Linked DNA regions of Homo sapiens: region 1 is linked to region 2. A link is a contact called in ENCODE Hi-C or POLR2A ChIA-PET data. All regions are on one chromosome and are shown on one strand. The core of a region is the stretch at or near the end of the contact, and the rest is flanking DNA. Distances in the headings are between cores, read along the strand shown.

Region 1 (4,376 bases), core at 1,314-3,813, 85 kb before region 2:
ACCTAGAGGGCTTGCTAAAGCACAGGCTGCTGGGCCTCACACCCAGCGCCTTTCAAACCTGAGAATGTGTTACCTGTTCCTAGATGCTGCTGCTGCGATGAGTCTGGGGATCAGGTGTTCAGAACCGCTGCTCGAGTGGTCCACTGCCCAGTGGGAGGAAGTGCTCTGAGGTGTAGATCTCCTGCGTGGATCACAGCCAGCCAGGCTTGCAGCCTTCAGGATGCCTCACTCTCCCTCCCACCTGCCGGGTCAGCCTAGGGGAGGGGCCAGGATAACTCAAAGTTAACTCGTGATAAAATACCCCCTATTCCTGAATGGACCTGGGTCTGGGGCCCTGTCTAGGGAGCTCCTTTCATTTTGAGTGTCCCCATCCTGGGATGACAAGGGCTTTCCTATCTGAAAGAGGGCAGCTTCGCTTATGCTGGTCTCCAACGTCAGGGAGGGTGTCTCTTTGGCCTTAGTGTTCCTGGTGCTAGCAAAATGCTTGCCTCTGGGTCAGGGCCCAGTCAATGTCCCACAAACTAAGAGCCTCAATATTTGTGCAAGAGCTAGTGAAAGATAATGACAGAAAGTGATGGAATGAGTTTTAAGCATGTTCAGTCCAACAGTCACACTGACCGTTGTTTCTGAAAGCAAGCGAACCTCCTGAAGCTGAGCGACACTGATTTTCTCCCCTGTGAAACTACAAGACTTCATAAACGCGAAAGCGTCAGACGCCCGAGGGCTGCAGGAGCAAAAGTCAGCCAGCAGGGGGAGCTCTACCTTTGCACCTTGGCTCAGCCCCAAGGAGGGCATCCCCAGTCCCTCTAATAAAAAATAAAATAAAATAAAATAAAATAAAATAAAAGCAAACAACTCCTGTTATACTGCAAGATGCAGCGAATCTTTTTAGAAACAAGATGAGATAATAGGTAAAGAATACACAAAAAATTCCCAAGCTGAACGAAATCCTTCTATTTGTGCAGCAGTCATAGACACAGCCTAGCGAGTCCACAGCTGACTGCTCCAGCAGATAACGGCTCTCCCTTCCAGGAAGTATCCCAGCTCAGAGACTCACCCAGTGTAGAAAAGGAAGTCATTCCAGGGATACAGAAAGAGCAGCAGAGGCTCCGAGATAGATAGAAGGTGTCTGGGGGGAAAGAGAGAGACTAGGATGATTGGAAAGGAGGATTCTTCTCCCTGATCCATTCCTCGAGCTGTGAAGACAGACTGGGAGACAGTACTCAAGGCAGGGCCTGAGGACAGTCACCCTAGTTGTGAGGTCATCTACCCTTGCATACTCAGTGTTCCACTGGCAATAGATTTCTGCCCACCCTTCAAAAATTAAGAAGAAGCAAAACTGGCACTGCTCCAATCCCACCATCCCATCGGTAGGAGAGGCCTTCTGGCTGGGTCCCTAAGGATGTCTCTGGGCTTGTACTGTTCCATTTCCACACTCTCTCAAAGTTCCTCTAGTGAGCCTAGCGGTCACCATCAGGCATGATGAGGATGTAGGACAACTTCAAAGGGTGCAGCTGGCAATCAGCCCACAGGGAGCAAGAGTAGACCTTCATTAGCCACATGTTCTGTCACCTGCACTGGCAACTTGACAGAGAATTGAAATCTTAGCATCATTATATGGCGCCTTTCTCTAAAGCACTTCCTCGAGCTTTCTACTACCCATACTCCAAAACTGGTCCACTTCCTATATTGTCAATCTGCTTGAGTTAGTGTCATCATTCACAAAGTCATGGAAAAAGTCACTTTCTAGTTATTTTTTCACTGTTTTGCTACTGTCCACAGTCACCCAGTCAAGAAATCCTGATCATTCTGCCTCTTAAATAATGTGTCTTCTCTCCTTCATGGTATCTAGTCAGGACTCATCTGGAGGACTACCAACCTCTGTCTTCTCTAGTTCCATCCTCAACGCTGATTCCAGATCATCTAAAATTCATGTCTGATCATGTAGTTGCCCTGCTCAAAAGCCATTGTCAGTTCCCCAGTGCCTGCAGAGCATAAGGCTGCATTGCGTTCAGGAATGGCATAGGGTACAAATAAATAAATGAGTGAATTAATAAAAACACACAGATAGAAAAGAGGAATTGAGAATAAGAGAGTTTTTTTTAAAAAAATTCCAGTCATTTGAGAGATCACCATTGTGATCCTGTAAGCCTTACCATGCCCTCGAGTTGAATTCTAATCAACACAAGGGAATAAAAATTATATTCATACATTTTATTCCACTATTTACTTAGAAAACTTCATGCCACCCCAGCCAGTTATCCGTCTCATTTCCCTTATAGGTTCAAAAGCACTTTGTACTGCTTCCCTAAGATTTGCACTAATGAGAAATGAGGTGCCACATGGTCAGTCTCATGCGGCATACCAGATTGTCCCCAGAGGTTCTTTCTGTAGTTAGCCGGGTGAACACGTTTAACACATTTTCTTTTAGCCAGAAGTGGGGAAATGTTTCCTCTCCGTATACATGACCTTGCCATGTACTCACCTTAGAAAAATATCTTTTTCTGAATGCACACAATGTTTGGCTTCTTATAAAACCGCAGCTCCTGCAATTTCATCCTTAATATCTGCAGCTTGAGGGTGGTAGGTCCTTGCCGTTGCACTTGACAGGAGCTGACAAGTAGACACTTGTGGAGTCCCTGATGCTGTGACTGGCCTGTTTCGGGGATGAGGCAAGGAGGAGCTCGTTTTGTATTTATGCACCCAGGCAACCTTTGTGTTTACTGTCTCTTTGGTCAGCTTCCAAACTAGCAGCACCGCACCCGTTAACACAGGCTCCACGGCCAGTTGCAGATGGGCTGGCCTGCCAGCTGTGAGGAATTGTTACTTTTAGCTTGAGCAATTGGTGGTTTCATGTGAGGAGCAGCTTTACAATCACACATCAGTTTCGCCTGACAAAAATCCTTAATGCTCACTGAGGTGGTGAAACCAAAAGGTGTGGCACGTACTACTGATCATACTGTCTGCTTTGATCTTGAGAGATGGCTGAATATTATTTACTCAATCCATTTAAATTTGTTGAGATCCTGTGTGTTTGTCATTGACCAACGCTTCAGGAACCCAAAGATAAGGTATGGTGAGCCACACAGGTGATAGATTTGTGAGCAGGTGAATGAAATACAGAGCTAGAAATCCTGATCATTCTACCTCTTAAATAATGTGTGCAGAAAGAAAGCCAGCAGGCAGGAACAAAGTGCTCGGGGGAGACAGAGGAGGTGGAGTACAATTGGGGAAGTTTTGTGGATGTTTGGTATTTGAGCTGTGTGTAAAAGGCAAGGAGGAACATTTTAGGAAGAGCCCGTGCCAGATACTGTTCTTGATGCTTGAGCCCGTGCCAGATACTGTTCTTGACTCATTGAATCCTCACAACATCCCTGTGAGAAGTAAACTATTATGACACCCATTTTACAGATGAGGAAGCAGAGGCTTGTGGCAGTTAAGTCACTTCCCTAAGGTTACATAGCTAGTAAGTGAAGAGGCTGGGTCTTGAGATATTTCCAGGTATGTCATAAACGCTCAGTAAATGCTGTGATGAAAATGATAATCATTGAATCCAGGGGCAGCAGCCTCTAAAGCCCATGCCCTCAACTACTGTGTCATCATGACTCCAACAGCATGTCAGAGAAACCTATGTGTGGGCCTTACCTGGGATCACTAGAGGCGTGAGTCCTTTTGCAGGGCACTCTTACAGTCCTGAGTTAAAATCGGGAGTCTTGTCTAAATCATGCAGCAGGCAGAGTTGGTCTTTGGCTCTCACTGGTCCCAGGAGTGACCCTGTCTCCCTCTTCTGCATTCCTTTTCTTTCAGGCTGCTTCTCCTGCTCTTTCCTCGCTTTTAAAAAAATCTATTTCTTAGTAAAAAATCAGACATTTTAAGTCAGAATCTTAGAACTTGAAATATGAAAAAAACATGGAAATCATTTAGTTCAGCTCCTTGATTTTGTAGATGCAAAAACTGTAGCTAAGTTGATCAAGATGCTTTTTCTTGCAAGTGACAGAACCCAATTTAAATTATCTCAAGTGAAAAAGGGAGATACATTAGCTTTGGGGGGTGAAAGCAGCATCCAGGATTCAGGAAAATGTCACTAGTTTATTTGCACTTTCTCTTTAATCTCAAATCTTTTATCTCTGCTTCAGAATATGATGGCCTCAATTGTTCCTGGTGTACTTGAAATTAATTTCTTTCTTTTGTTTTCTTTTTCTTTTTTTTTATGACACAGGGTCTTTCGCTGTCACCCAGGCTGGAGTGCAGTGGTGCGATCTTGGCTCACTGCAACCTCCGCCTCCCGGATTCCAGTGATTCTCCCACCTCAGCCTCCTGAGTAGCTGGAACTGCTGGTCTGCGCCACTACGCCTGGCTAATTTTTGTATTTTTAA
Region 2 (4,148 bases), core at 651-3,150:
TCTTTGCTGCTATAGGAACTCTTATTCATTGCTGGTGGAGGGTCCAAAGAGATAATGTTAAAGTATTGATTTGAGCTGAAGGAGTGAATTATGCTAATAATTAGATTATTAATCCTTTTACAAATCTAACACTATCCAATTATTTTAACAAAGATGAAGGAGAAACTAATGAGTGTTCCATAATATCAGTATTGGACAACGTAGCTTTAGAGCTTTATGGTCACAGAAAAGGAAAAAAAATTGAATTTGTATACATTTTAAGAGAAATGATAAGGCGATTAATAAATGACTTTGATCATAAATGTATATTATATCAGGATAAAGTTCTTTAGGGAAAGAGGAGTGGAAATACAAACTCAAGGAGAAAAAAGGAATAATGTAAAATTTCTGACTGTTAAAGAAGAGCTTGTTCGTGATTTTTTTTAAAAAAATGGAACATATTAAATTGCTAAAACATTCCAATTCTATTTTGATACATTTAAATAGTGGCTTATAGTTATTCCAAAATGTTTAACTGTTAAAATGTTAAAAGATTTCAAATTTACAGTAAAATGTAACATTTTTCAGCTATTTAAACTCAAAATGAGATTTAAAATACCAACACAAAAATTTTAAGGCATCCCTTCAGAGTAGAGGAGGAAAAAAAAACTGTCAAAGGGGATATATAATGTTCCAACATTATTTTAGGGGACATGCAATGCAAGCAAAATACTTGAAGACTCCTGAGCTGGACAGCATTTGTGTTCTTTTCAACTCTTTGGATTTTGTGGATGGGGTCTAAGAGGTTACTCTGGTGAGTGGGCACTGCAAAGAGCAGGACACCTATCTCCAAATGTAAAGGTTCACTTACAACCAAGTCTCCAAACAAAACAAAGTAGAAACAAGCCAACAAATAAAACCCACCATCTCCTTCTCTTATACACACACACACACACACACACACAGAGCAGACCCCCCAAGCCCCCCAGTAGTTGTTCCAGTATAGGCCGTTCATCAACCTGTGAAAACATGAGCTTCGTTAGCAACAGGGCATGGTCTGATCCCTGGGAAATCTCTGGAGCTGGGAGTGGCCTCAAAGAGGATCATTAAAGATCAAAAACCCCACTTGAAGTTGTTTGTTCTGCTGCAGTGTAAATCCTCTTGGCTGAGCAGCCCTTGACAGAGTCTGCTGCCTAAACAGAAGTCTTAGACGGGTGTTTGGTTTGTTTTCTGTGGAAATCAAGGCAAAGGTCTGAGTTCCACATCTGAGTGCAGACCCAGGACAGTGTACACGGGATGGCAAAGTGACTCAAACTGAAAGAACTCAGTGGAAGCAGAAACTAGGAGCCAGAGGTGAGAACATAAGCCTCCCCACCCCCAAATGGAGAATATGGAGACATCCTGGGGACAGTGGCCTTTCCAGGCACGTAGAGGGTTCATGAGCTTGCATTTTGTCATGCATGAGGAGCCCAGCTTGCTTATATTCAGCTCTGCGTGGATTCCTCGTGCTGTTGTCCTACTCCAGGTGTCAGGAATAGCTCAGCCCTTCCCAGAGGCAGCAAGAGAGCAAGAAGGACAGAGGAGACTGAGCTGGCAGGTCTCTAAATGACCTCAAGTCACCACAGCCACTGGTGCTGAAGGAAATGGGAAAATAGTCTCGTGACCCAGCGAGTGCTTCCCATGCAGGTGAGCGCTGACAGTGGGAGACAGGGGTGTATCATCCTGGCAAGAGAGCAGAGGGGAGAGGAGAGGACTCCTCATGCTGTGGGAGCTGGAATCCTGGCTTGGCTGCCCTGAGTCAGCCTTCAATAGCCAGAGCCAGACCTCCCCTTCCTAGCAGGGCCCTGCCCAGATCAGGTGGCCGGGAGGGGCTGTTGCTCAGCCCTAATCCTGGGATCAACCCCAGGAAGTGGTAGCAGGACCCAGGTGGCCTTGGACCATTTCAAAGACTGGCATCAGATGTTTATCAGCTAGTATTTGTACAAGGCCCAGGCTGAGGATGCATAAGAGACTGTGAAAAATGTCAGGAAAGCGAAAACAGCTTTCTGTAAATAGGGCTCAGACCCTGGGCAAGGTGCTATGTCTCCCCTTGGGGCTTTGGTGAAGGAAAACGCAAACATTAATCCAGAGTGAGAGAAAGAAACAGACACCACCTTGTAGGAAGATGGAGGACTGACTCCAGGAAACTCCAAGAGACGGGATGCAAAGAGAGGCAGGGTCTGTGTTTTACTTTTTCTTTGAATGTTCTGCAGTCTGTCATCTCTGGAGGCCTCAGAACCTGGTGTCACATTACAGGGTGAATGCCAGGGACAAGCTAAAGAGAGGTAAGAACCCACAGCAGTGTTAATGGCCACTGTGGGAGAATTCTGGAGATCTTACACTATAAGGGACAGGGAAACATTCATACATTTAATAAACATTAAATCTCTGATAAAAACCTATAAAACCAATCATTTTCAACTTGTATTTTAATGTAACTCACATGACCTTTACCTACATGACTCACCCCTATGCACATTGCGAGATTTGGCCACAACTGTCAAATTTGTTTGCAATTCCCAGCTCCCAAACCCTAACTTCACCTCTTCCTCTCTAGCTTAGGAGGAAAGAAAGAATGCATGTAAGTAAGAGCATTGTTATTATAGGGTGACCTTGAATTGCTCTAATTCATTAAAACGGTGAATTCTTTGCAAAATTGAGAGATGAAGTGAGGCTGCATCTCTTTTATGTGTCCTGTGAGTTTGGCTCTAGCCTCATCTCCCCTCTGGCAAGAATGGCTTTCTCTCTTTCCCAGGGTCATTTCCCTGTGATGAGCCCAAGAAGTCCAGGTTACCAGGATGCTTATGAGAAAGCCAAGGGTCAGTCCTTGTCTCCTGGGCTACTGGAACCATCTCAGATGCATGCCTGGAGGCTGTGGGGCTCCTCAGCCCCTGCCATGCCCAGGGGGTCCCAGACCGCTGCCAGAGGCAGAGGGACTGGGGCTTGGACAGCCAGGAAAGTCCTTCCACACACTGTAGCTGCAGTTGAAATTCCACAGCCCCATTTGAGCCCCAGAGCTTGTCCTGGTCACTCTCACCTCCTCTACACTCCTGATGCTGGGACTTCCTTTGCTGCTGATCATGGAGTTTGTGGCTAGCTCTGGTCACAGCTAGCAGCCATGGTATATATCCTACTGACAATTGTCCTTTCAGCACAAGACACGGCAATCCCTGCCTTCTTTCAATGCTATGCTCAGCTAAGGAGCTGCCACTCAAATGGAATGGCAGAGCCACTTACCCAGGGCATGATCTGCCTATGAGAGCATGTGGGGACTGATCTCATGCCTACCCCTCACAGACTGAGGACCACAGTCTCCTTCTTCCCCTACCTTCCATACCCCAAGCCCACACCCAGTTCCTAACCCAGAATGGGTGACATGTCTTTCAAGGAGGTAAGCTCCTCTGAGTTACCTTAGAAACAAAGTCCTTGGAAGCCACCTTGCAGACAAAGGGTTGTGACTTAATTTTTGAGAACTGCTGAACTTGAAGCTGGGCCCTCAGCAGAAATGTCTTCTCTGTCTCAAACCATGCCCATTTCTGAAACTACCCCCTATCTCTTTCACAGGGGACCCTGCTGCACCGGTAGCCATTCTCCCACATCAGCTGTGAATATCAGCTGTGGGTCGTGTTAGGGTTCTATTAGCTGCTGCAACAGATTGAATCCCAATTTCAATGACTTAACACATTGGAAGTCTATTTATCACTCAAATAAGATTCCAATGTCAGATTCCTAGTCAGTGAGGGTCTTTTGTCATGTGGTGATTGAGGGGCACAGGCTATTTCCCTTGTGTGGTTCTTTCATCCTATGGCCTAAAAGTTCTCCACCTCCAACTGGCAGATATGGAGAAGTCACAGCTCCTTCTCCTCCTCCACTTCCTCCTCCTCTTCCTCCTCCTCTTGCTCCTCCTCTTCTTTCTTCTTCAACTATTGTAAAATATACATAGCATAAAATGTCCCATTTTAACCATTTTAAGTGTACAGTTCAGTGGCATTAAGTACATTGACACTGTTTTGCAACTATCACCACCATCCATCTCCAGAACTCTTTCATCTTTCCAAACTGAAACTCAGCACTCATTAAACAACATGAAATCCCCACTTCCCTCCTTCCCTCAGCTCCTGGAAACCACC

The links. A loop is a pair of places that touch in the nucleus more often than their neighbours do. ChIA-PET counts read pairs that join two places held with the same protein, here RNA polymerase II (POLR2A). Pooled maps may share reads with other maps.
Region 1: a map of heart left ventricle shows a loop between it and region 2 (2.0-fold over the local background). The contact joins the promoter of LINC01805 here to the enhancer-like site in region 2. A Hi-C loop is called at or near these places in 4 of 168 maps with a recorded cell type or tissue (endothelial cell of umbilical vein, heart left ventricle and psoas muscle) and 11 of 50 pooled maps. POLR2A ChIA-PET finds 5 or more read pairs at or near these places in 5 of 52 experiments (AG04449, OCI-LY7, PC-3 and 2 more).

The regions. Positions count from the first base shown.
Region 1 is chr2:64,484,540-64,488,915 of GRCh38, reverse strand. It overlaps LINC01805 (long intergenic non-protein coding RNA 1805), which reads right to left and starts at 2,563. Exons shown (of 3, transcript NR_147011.1): 1 at 2,486-2,563; 2 at 74-181. RefSeq lists an enhancer at 3,652-4,376.
Region 2 is chr2:64,398,668-64,402,815 of GRCh38, reverse strand. The region is part of intron 1 of LGALSL-DT (LGALSL divergent transcript); the gene reads left to right. Among named protein-coding and RNA genes, the nearest start is that of LGALSL, 53 kb to the left of the region's middle. Within about 2 kb of position 1,900, at least 7 of the 41 ENCODE cell types and tissues checked have a DNase peak (open chromatin) inside an H3K27ac peak, as active enhancers do; they include PC-3, where a contact is called at or near this core.